Regions from separate parts of the Homo sapiens genome. Here region 2 is linked to region 1. Evidence: chromatin loops called from intact Hi-C (ENCODE). Cell type or tissue: CD14-positive monocyte. All regions are shown on one strand. Links, peaks and the distances in the headings refer to the core of each region. The heading gives the core; the rest is flanking DNA.

The links. A loop is a pair of places that touch in the nucleus more often than their neighbours do. Peaks named below come from ENCODE experiments on the same cell type or tissue, not always from the same donor. Only the 100,000 strongest peaks of a DNase experiment are listed, where the experiment ranks them.
Region 2: a loop joins it to region 1, with 2.7 times the contacts of the local background. A loop is called at or near these places in 4 of 110 quality-filtered maps.

Annotation. Positions count from the first base shown.
Region 1 is chr3:71,441,031-71,446,406 of GRCh38, reverse strand. The region is part of intron 3 of FOXP1 (forkhead box P1); the gene reads left to right. Among named protein-coding and RNA genes, the nearest start is that of MIR1284, 98 kb to the left of the region's middle. RefSeq lists enhancers at 1,902-2,041, 2,432-2,541. In CD14-positive monocyte, for the core only: no CTCF peak of the experiment used is centred there; DNase peaks (open chromatin) are centred at 1,926 and 2,246; H3K4me3 peaks cover 3,134 bases; H3K27ac peaks cover 4,884 bases.
Region 2 is chr3:71,545,727-71,551,102 of GRCh38, reverse strand. All of the region lies in intron 2 of FOXP1 (forkhead box P1), which reads left to right. Among named protein-coding and RNA genes, the nearest start is that of MIR1284, 6.3 kb to the right of the region's middle. In CD14-positive monocyte, for the core only: no CTCF peak of the experiment used is centred there; DNase peaks (open chromatin) are centred at 3,082 and 4,072; H3K4me3 peaks cover 2,928 bases; H3K27ac peaks cover 4,549 bases.

The sequences.
Region 1 (5,376 bases), core at 233-5,232:
AGGTTTCACCCACTCCTTCATTCTTGAACATGCTTTTTCTCTGCTTATTACCCTCCCTGTTTCCTCCTGGGCTGCCAACAACATATTATATTACCTCCATCTGCAACCAGAGCTGCTACCACCACTGTGCCCGAGCCTGAATTTTCATAGTTATATTAAAAAAAATCAAGGGTGCCCACAAGTGACAGCAGCTTTTATGGAAGCCAGTCTTAGCAAGATGGCAGAGCACCCATTTCTCCATGAGGCCCAGGCTTCTCAGAGAAGGGCAAGAACTGTCTTCTGCTTTGGCCATCGTGATGACACATTGAATGCCTGAATTCATTCACTCACTCACTCACTCACTCACTCACTCACTCACTCACTCACTCACCTATGAGTTGTTTTCAATAGATACTTGTATGTGTTAAAAGACACACATAGGCCGGGCACGGTGGCTCACACCTGTAATTCCCAGCACTTTGGGAGGCCAAGGTGGGCGGATCACCTGACGGCAGGAGTTTGAGACCAGACTGGCCAATATGGTGAAACCCCATCTCTACTAAAAATACAAAATTAGCTGGGGTTGGGTCACGTGCCTGTAATCCGCAGCTACTTGGGAGGCCGAGGCAGGAGAATCACTTGAACCCAGGAGGCGGGGGTTGCAGTGAGCTGAGATTGCGCCACTGCACTCCAGCCTGGGCAACAAGAGTGAAACTCCATCTCAAAAAAAAAAAAAAAGGTATAAATATCTATTGATAGATATTTATATCTATTATTAATATGCCAGGCATTGTTAATTTCAATACTGTGTAAAAACAGACTTGGGGCATACATAACACAGAAACAAATGGGAAATTTGAATTATAGGGAATTCAACAAAGAAAGGCCCTTTATATAGGGCAAATTGACTTGGTTGAAAGCCATGGAGTTCATACTACCTTAGAATCTTAGAACTTCTTGAGAAGCTCTGGACAGAGCTCATTTTTATTTTCCAGAACCTTTGGGAGGCAGTATATTCCATGGTTAAAATGTGGACTTCAGCATCAGCCCCATTCCGGTTCAGGCAAAACACTGCTGAGCTGCCATTTACATTGCTGGAGATGTGTGTGGCACTCGTTTCAGTTGTGCAGTACACCTCCTTCCCAGCTGTTCACAGCAGCCCTGATTTAGGCAAAACTGAGTTTGAATTCCTGCTTTTGCCACTTACGGTTTGTGAAGCAGCCTGTGTTTCTGTAGCCCTCCCACACTTGGCCTCCTCATTGGTAAAATGGGGGTTATGGCTCTTCCCTCACAGGTACCATGGAGAACACTAAGGACTAAAGGTATGTTGAAGCTATTTATGTCATGCCTGCCACGTGGTCTGCACTCCAGAAGTACTTGCTATTGCTGTTATTGAAATGAAAGATCTCCCTTGCACATCTTCCCCTGCCCGGCCACATTGTGCACTTTGAAAAGGATATCCTTCACATTCGTTTTCCAGAAAATTGAGGTCACTGACTTATTTCCTTCTTGAACCCTCTACCCTCCAGTCCCCATGGCCATCCCCACTCCCCCCAATCCCTTGGGTTAAGTCACAGCAGAGGCATGTACAGAGCATCCCTCGCAAACATCAGTTGCCTTTCTGTCTGCAGCAGGCCTGTTTGATTTTGGCTTCTTATCTGATGTAGGGAAGAAGCCGCACTCCTCTGAGCCTTGGGTAGGCCAGTTGTGGGCTGGCCCGTAATAATACAATTATGAAGGTTAACAGGAAAAAGTGGGGTCCAGGAGCAATTCCAGGCAGCTGGCAGGCCTGCTGAATTGGAAGCGCCCCACCAATGAAAACTGCAGCAAGAAGCAAATTAAACCTCCTATCTGCCATCTCACTCTCTTTTCTCCCCTTTCCTGTTTGGACTTGAAAGGCGATTGGAGCCAGGGCCCTGACAGTTGACGGAAGTGCTGCAAGGAGAGAGTATTTATTTACAGTGAGTCGTGGTGATGCTTGTTCAGGATGCGGTTTCTTGCAGGAAGTTCTGTCCCCACCCCCGGGTTTGATCATTTCTCCAAAAAAAAAAAAAAAATCCTTGATTGTTTGAGGCCTCCTCTCTGACTTGGAGCAACATTGTAGAACCTGTCTGTACTTGGAGGGTTTGCTGAGTGCACCTTTGTAGGAGGGCCTGGAGTGGGACGAGAGGCAGCCAGTGGGCCTGGCTCCCTCCAGATGTGTTCAGGCGCAGCAAAAATCATTAGGCATTGAAAATAGGGAAGTAGGCCGAGTACACGTGTGGTAAGCTGTGGTTGGCGCAGGCCAGTCTGTTCGTTAACAGAAACCAGTGCCAATTGACGTTGATGTACTAGGCGTTTGAGAGAGAAATCACTTTGAGGCAAAGTCAGTAGCTATAGTGCATAGGGAGTGAGTATTTAGGTAGAAACCAGTTGGGCTGGGGCTGGCTGGTGAAGCCCCTCTGAAGGAGGCTGAGTGCCAAGCTGCTGGTCCAAAATGTGGGGTGCTTTTTGCCTTTGGGGGTCTCATAGAATATTGGGAGAGAAGGGTAAAAGGGGAAATAGTATTCTGTTGAAGAGGTTATTTTGGTATATTCTTGGATCATCATAAGGCCACCCTACAATACTATAGAATTTTCTCATCAGCTGAGAAATAGCCTCCATTCTTTATTTAAAAGTATATACAAGTGAGAAAAAAATGACAAAAGGATACAAAATGAGACTCAGCTCCCTTCTTTAGTTTCAGAAATCCCTAGAGCAGGTCACTTGGCAGCTTGCTAGGGATGCAGGTTCTGGGGCCCTGTTGGAGGGAGAGTGGCAGAATCAGAAAATCTGGCATGAGGGCTGGCAGTCTGTGTTTTAACCAGCCCTATAGGCGATTCTGATGGTCATGACTGTTGAGAAGCATGGAGAGAAGGCAGTGGCTTTCCAACTCGAGTGTGCATCAGGGTCACCTGGAGGGCTTGTTAGACCGACAGACGTGAACCCAGAGTTACGGTTAGATAGGCGGAATACGTGCCCATGTCCTGTTCACAGTAGGGCGACTGTCATTAACAATAAAGTATTGTATATTTCAAAAGAGCTAGAAGAAAGTATTTTGAATGTTCTCATTACAAAGAAATGATGAATGTTCGAGGTGATGGATAAGCTAATTACTCTGATTTTATCATGACACCAAATATACATGTATCAAAACATCACACAGTACCCCATGAATACATACAATTATTGTGTGTCAGTTAAAAACAAAATAAGGGCCGGGCGTGGTGGCTCACGCCTGTGATTCCAGCACTTTGGGAGGCCGAGGCGGGTGGATCACCTGAGGTCAGGAGTTCAAGACCAGTCTGGCCAATATGGTGAAACCCCATCTCTACCAGAAATACAAAAAAATTAGCCAGGTGTGGTGGTACATGCCTGTAATCCCAACTACTCAGGAGGCTGAGGAAGGAGAACCTCTTGAACCCAGGAGGCAGAGGTTGCAGTTAGCTGAGATCGCGCCACTGCACTCCAGCCCAGCCTGGGTGACAGAGCGAGACTATGTCTCAAAAAAATAAAAAAAAAATAAAAAAAGATTTAAATAAAAACTGCAGGTGCTGGAGCCCCACCCTCAGAGATTCAGATTAAGTCCCAAGTGGGGCCTGACAATCTGCATGCTTTCATTTTTTTGAGCAGGCAACTCCGCCTGCAATCCCCTTCTCCCTGGTTTTCCTGATGGAGCAGGCCTGGGCTTTTGACAAATCCAGACGTGGGAGTGACTGTGATTGTTGTCAAAAAAACAAAAACAAAAGAAAAAACCAAGACCATGGAATGGAGGAAGCTTCTCTGTGGCATTATTACTGGGGCCGCGGCTAGTTTGGTGCAGGATGATACTGACGACAGAGAGGACCTCCGTGCCCATGTAGCTTTCTCCAGACATCCCAGCACCCAACTCACTGCGCGAGACTTGCATGAATAATTTCACTAAAATCAGCTGGACGTTCTCAAGATTCAGAGGAAATCACCAGTGTCCTCCTGTGGGTGTCTCCTTGTGTGTTTTAGTTGATCTCTGAATGTGGTTTTTTTTTTTTTTTGGCTTTTTAAGGTCTTCAGCCATTTCTGACAGGTGCTGTAGTTGGCCTGTTGTAATATGCAAAACCTATACAAAGACGTGTCCTTAGTCCCTGTGTCAAGCAACTCAGTCTGGTTGGCTAATGGTTAATGTAGAGAAGTATGCGTACAATGTCAGGGTGTTACAGTATGGAGCTATGCAGAAGGAATGAACAACTGGGGCATCTGGGACATATATGGTCAAGCTCCACAAAAGTGGGGCACCAAGTCTGAACAGGGCTTTGAGGCATGAATATGAGTTCCCTAGATGGTTCAGCTCCTGAGATGTTTAGTGCTTGGGAATTCTCAAAGTTGTGTAGGCATGACTTCTGAATGGGAAGGTTCTGGTGAAGATATCGTTAAGAACGTAGTGGGTGAAGCCCTCTTCATGCAAATAACATCAGGCAGAACAGAGATTTATTATGTGCAAATGACAGTAACCTTTATAAAATCTAGAAAATAATTTTTCCCCAATTTCCCCTCGAATCCAAACATTCTTCTGCAGTCTGAGTGGGGTTGATAGGCTGCCAAGATGTTGAAGGGCCTCAGTGGGAAGGGACTTGGCTAACAGTTCCCAGTGCCAGTGTTCTCTATAGCGTGTCTTGTTGAGCACTGGTGCCCTGGCTTGCTGCCCACAAGCCAGAATGAGTTTGAGAACTTGAGGGTTTACGAAGCAGAGGTAAGAACACCACCCTGGAGGTCTTTAGGACTGATTTAAAATTCCACCAGTGGTACTGACTTTGGACACATTCCTCAACCTCTCCAAATGGTTCCCTGTTAGTGACGCCGGGGGCATCGTAGGATCATTCTCCTAGAGCATTTAGCACAGGGCCTGACATGTTAGTGACTACTCACTCCACTGCCTGCTCACAGGCATGGGTAAAAGGAAGAGCAAAACAAACAAGATGCCTGAACTGCTAGGCCAATCTGGAGCAGAGCTGCTAACTTCAGCGCTGTTGACATTTGGGGCCAGAAAGTTCTTTGTTGTGGGGTCTGTGCTGTGCACGGTGGGATGTGTAGCAGCATCCTTGCCTCTGCCATTCATTCCTGCCCATGACAGTGACAACCAAGACTGTCTCCAGACATTTCCACATGTATGTCCCGTAGGGGTTAAAGCTACCTTCTACTTCCATGAGAATGACTGATCCATAGTACAGTCCCACCTAGGGAGTTGTGCCATGATTTGCAAAGTTATTTACCCTTACTAAAGGCACTGCTAAGCTAGGTCTCTAATCTAAAATATGGAACAAAATTTCACAAGAGGCAGCTGAAAAAAGTTTTATATTATCCTGTTTGCAATAGGGAATGCAGTTACCTTTAAAAAACCTGAAG
Region 2 (5,376 bases), core at 301-5,300, 100 kb before region 1:
CCTCAGAATCTCATTCAGAAGTGCATAAATATTAGATAAAAACCAGTTTTCTCAGTGTTTCCTGGTAATATTATTGAAGTGAGCATGAATTTTTGTGTCTCTAGTTATATAATTTGTCTCCTAAGTGAAACCCAACTCCGTGAAGTCTGGAAGGAAACCCTGGCAACAATGGCGGCTTCATCGTGTCTGAGGAGGAGCCGCAGAGAGTGCCTTCTGTTTGAAGGGGGCCTCTCGGAAGCGGCAATGGCATGGCAAGCCTGCTGCTTTTTACCTCAGCTGTATGCTGCGGAGTGGTATAAATATGATAAATGTAAATAGCTAAAGAAATTCTCTTTTTTTACCCGAATATATGAGCTGGTGTCTAATGGACTGATCTTAAGGGTTTGAACCACAAACCAAGTTGAATTAATAAAAATGGAGGCTTTGTTCACATAAGTGGTATCCTTATGGGTTTATTGAAACATAATCTATTTTCTTCTTTTTCCAGTAGTTTTCTTTTCTTTACAAGTTAAATTGGTCACTTTCAGCACATGCTTCCATGGCTTTGCTTTCTATTCACTGGATGTTAATTTAGTTTAAAAATATATTCAATAGATAACTAAATAAAACTTCTGTGGCAGTATGATTTTAATTGTTTTTATAAATATTAGTTTGTGTAATTTATCTGTCACCAGGCCTCAGTGAGATAAGAACTCCTGTTATCCTCATTTTGCAGATGTGGAAACTGAGGCACGGAGCGGTTATATAACATATTAGCTCACGGTCAACAGCGGATAAGTGGAATAGGTAGGATTGAGACCTACGTGGTTTTGTTGAAGGGTTTGTGCTCTCAACCAGCTTTGCTATGTGATTTATAATCGTTTTACTTGGGGGCAGGTGGGGATCATGGAGATGAGAGAGCTAAGTCTCCACAGGCTTCCTCCTCTCCCCGCTTTGTACCATCGCCAACTCCAATGATGTGGCTACTTCTGAAGAATAAACTGTGTTAGGGCTGGAGGCGGGAGGGTGAGTGGGGCACACACTTGCTTTTGATTTATTTATGCTATACTGTTTGCAGTACTTTTATACAATGAACTTGTCTGACATTTGTAGTTATAGTTTTAAAAATAAGGTTCTTTGAAAAAAAATTTTTTGACATATGCTTAGCTTCAAATTTTAGAAAGGCATGTTCTAAATATAAAGAGGCCTAAAAAAATTAAAAGTTTACCAGAGAGCGTTTTTTTTTTTTTTTTTTTTTTTTTTACTCCCAGCATTAGAGTATTCTGTAATATAATTTACCATTTCTTCCATCCTCAAGGGCTTTCAGCAAGTCTCAGTTCATGTGATGATTTGATGTTACAGTTGAAATTGAGACAGTTTTGTTCCCATTATATCTAACCTGTGAACTGAAATATTTGAGATATGTTTTATTAAAATATATATGTTTTGGGCTAGGTGTGGTGGCTCATGCCTGTAATCCCAGTACTTTGGGAGGCCTAGGTGGGTGGATCGCCTGAGGCCAGAAGTTCAAGACCAGCCTGTGCAACATGGTGAAATCCCATCTCTACTAAAAACACAAAAATTATCCAGGTGTGATGGTGTATGCCTGTGATCCCAGCTGCCTGGGAGGCTGAGGCAGGAGAATCGCTTGAACCTGGGAGGTGGAGGTTGCAGTGAGCCGAGATTGTGCCACTGTATTCCAGCCTGGGCAACAGAGTGTGACTCCATCTCAAAAAATTTTTTTAAATAATAAAGTATATGTATTTTGGAGTCTAAAAACATGTGCCTTTACTCAGTAGAGAAGTTAGAGATGAGGGAAAACCCCAGCGACTGAACTGTTGCCATGAAAGAAACACTAGGTAGGGGAGAAGGTTATTTAATTTATCATTCTTTCGGTTGTGTTAGTTCTAAGTGGTGTATGCTCAGTATGTTGCTAAGAGTTGAGTTGCATCATATATAGAGTCAGTGCATAAGTCTCATTAAGTTAATATTAACCTTGAAAACCCAATATATAACCAACTGGTGGGCCCTTAGCAGCTCAGAAGTCAACAATTAACTTCTTTGGGTTAATACACCTTTGAGGCAGTGTTGTGCAGTGGTTAACGTTCCTGAGTTTGAATCCCAGCTCTGCCTCTTATTAACCTTGGATATGTTATTTAAACACACCGCCTTAGTTCCTAAATCTGTAAAATGGCAATATTTACCTCATCATGGTCCTGCTTTGACTAAATGAGTCAATACAGTATAAACAAAATGCTGACTACTTTTTACATAGCACATGCTGATGAAATATTAGTGATTCTTATTAGTATTAGCTTTGTCTTTTTATTTTGACTTCATCTCATTTCTTTTGGGGGGGTAAAGGCCAAGTCTGGTTTCAGGGGGCTGGGGAATAGAGAGGAAGGAATAAATAAAAAAGAAATGGGGTTGTGTGCGGTGACTCACACCTGTAATCTCAGCACCTTGGAAGGCCAAGGCAGGAGGAGTGTCTGAGCTCAGGAGTTTGAGACCAGCCTGGGCAACATGGTGAAACCCCATCTCTACCAAAAATACAACAATTAGCTGGGTGTGGTGGCTCACACCTATAGTACTTGGGAGGCTGAGGCAGGAGGATTGCTTGAGTCCTGACGGTTGAGGTTGCATCAAGCCGTGAGAGTGCCACTGCACTCCAGCCTGGGTGACGGTACAAGACCCTGTCTTAAAATAAAAACAAAAACAAAAACAGTTGAGGAAGGGGGACAGGAAATACGTTGAATTATGCTAGACTGTTATGAGGCTGTTTGGGAGAAAAATAACCAACATATAAACTTACGCTATTTGTGTGTGTGTGTATTTGTGTATGTGTGTGTTTAGTTTTAAACTAGAGCTGGATCTTGCATTCAACCTCCATTCATAGGGCCAACTTTTTAAAACACCCACATTAATGGTGATGATCAGTGGTTTACAATAATCTGCCAGTCACCCACATTTTCAAAGGTATATTTAAACTTGGGGGTGTTGTCCATGCTGGAATTCCTGTCTATCTTTGAGACAAAGAATGAGGCCCCATTGAGAGGCCCCAGCCAAAGAGGAACTGCAGATTGCCTCATCCTCTCTCTCTGTTCACTTCTTTTCCAAAGCCCTTTGTCCTCTTATGAAATTGACTGTTTGTACTGACCTGGGGCTGGCTAAGTCAGTTTGGTTTAAGAGGACTTCTCTGAGTTGGGAAAGAAACCTTAGACCTTTTCTTCCAACTAATAAAGATGTACACAACAAGAGCTCAGACCATTGTGGCCAAAAGGCCTCATAAATATGGGAGGTGATGATGACCACCAAAGGATTGAATAGTCACAGCTGTCCTCTCTTCTCTCTGGACCTTGCTGGAATGGGTTGCTTATAGGGTTGCTACTGATAAGTAGCCAACCAGGTGTTTGGTTGAAGAGGCCATTAGGTAATTGTGCCAGGACTAATTCTCTACAAGAACTTTGTGTGTTCACATTCTTCTCTGCCTTGGGCCCCAAGAACAGCAAGTTGCCTTCTAATGTCATAGAAGGAAGAAAATACATGCATTGCCCCTTAAGTGTGGCTCTGAGTGGCCCTTGCTGGGTGACATTGGTTCCCTAGTGGTATTCAGAGCCCTTTAAAAAGAGGTCAAACGGGGCCCAAAGGAGCACAGCAATCCGTGGAGACCATCTGGGCCTCGCCCTAGAGGCCCCACCTCTACCTTCTTTTTGGATAAGGCCTGATATGGTTGTTTACCTGCCAAGCCCTCCTTTCCTCAAAGAAGAGCGTTCTTGCTGGGTTTCCACAAACCTGCTGTCTAGTCCTGCACTGTTTGTTCCTTGATCTGGTGGTTGGGGCTGCACTGGTTGCATTTTGGTAGGCAGGCAGACCCCTCACAGTGTTAAAATGAAGGGGAGGAAAGGGTAACCTTTCCTAAACTACCTAAGAAGAATGCTAATCCCAACTGTTTCAGAAACCTGTAATTTTTAGTTTATGTAAAACTCAGATAGATTGAATTCCCCCTTGAACCTTTTTGTATTTCATAAGAGTTTTATTTCCTAAAACTGACAGCAGTGACAGTTGTGTTAGAATTCAGCCCTGAGTATTTATTTCTAGATTTCACAATTTGTTTTGTCTTCGTAGCAAGCAATTGCCTTCCTTCCTTTCTCTCTTCCTCTCTGTGTCTCTGTCTCTCTCCCCTTCCTTTCTTTGCAATTTCCTTCTTTTCTCAAGCTCATGATGAAAATTGACCCTTCAGTTTTATTTTCAGATGAAAGCTCAAGCAACAAGCCAGCGCTTGCCTCCATTAGTGGCTCTGGGTAGTCCTTGCAGGAGAAATCACCATCAGCAAATCATCGTCCGTTTAGAGTGGGCTGCAGAGGCTAGGCAGCTCCCTGACTTCACTGTCCAGGAGCCTCTTAGAAATGAGCAAGGAGTGGCACTGGTGCTAGTGCCATTCAGCAAGGCTTTGGAGGTGTGCTTCGCTGCATTGGGGTACCTGATGAACAGCATCTCGGTGGTTGGGTATCTTGCACCCAGGCTAGAAGGTTAACTTCCATTAAGCTTTATTCAACCCTGCATCATAGAAGTGGTGGGTAGGTGTTTGTGCATCTCTGTGTGTATATGAATGACATGGCCAGAGGCTCCACTGTTCCATCATCGAAAAGTTTCTTAAAGGGACCTTATGAAGAACCACATGGAATTTGTAACTTGATCACGAAATTTGGACCATTAAGGACCTGAAAATAGCTCTTCGGTTTTGTGGGTCACACCTTTCTCTAAGCTCAGTTAATGAGCAAATCTTTATTCTTTACAAGATTAGCCAGGTGTATTTCGTGAATGTTAACTTTAGCCTTGGCTGCTTGGCCCTGCTGCTAATGAGGCCAAAGTGGGAATTCCTGCCTCTTGTGGACCAGTTACCTTCACTCTCTTACCTGGCCACCGACCACTAACCCTCGCCAGCTGGCTTGTGAATGTCTGCAGTTGGATGTTGGAGTGTGGGGAGGTGGGTGGGGGAAGGTGTTGTATGGATTAATGCAAATCCATGACCCCTCCTGGGGAAAAGCCACACACACATACTCCATGGAACAAGGGTCAAGTGCATTGTCTCCACTTTTGAAAGGCAATAGAGTTGATTAAGGTTAACTCGAAAATACTGATGTTGGCTAGAATTTTGGACTTTTGCCAGGATATATGCAACATTTAAAGTGATTTCTGGAAACCTGTGCCCATGGTTCACTGGTAGAGGAGCTTAAGATGAATAAAACAGTGAAAACCAGGGAGAGTGTGATTACTTTTAAATATGCAGCAACAAAAGGGACATGGCAATAGCTTAAAAATCTGTTTTCTAGGAATGTAATATTTTCCAAAATCTTAAGCTGGCTTACATCATATTTGGGTTGTAGGTTCTTCAGA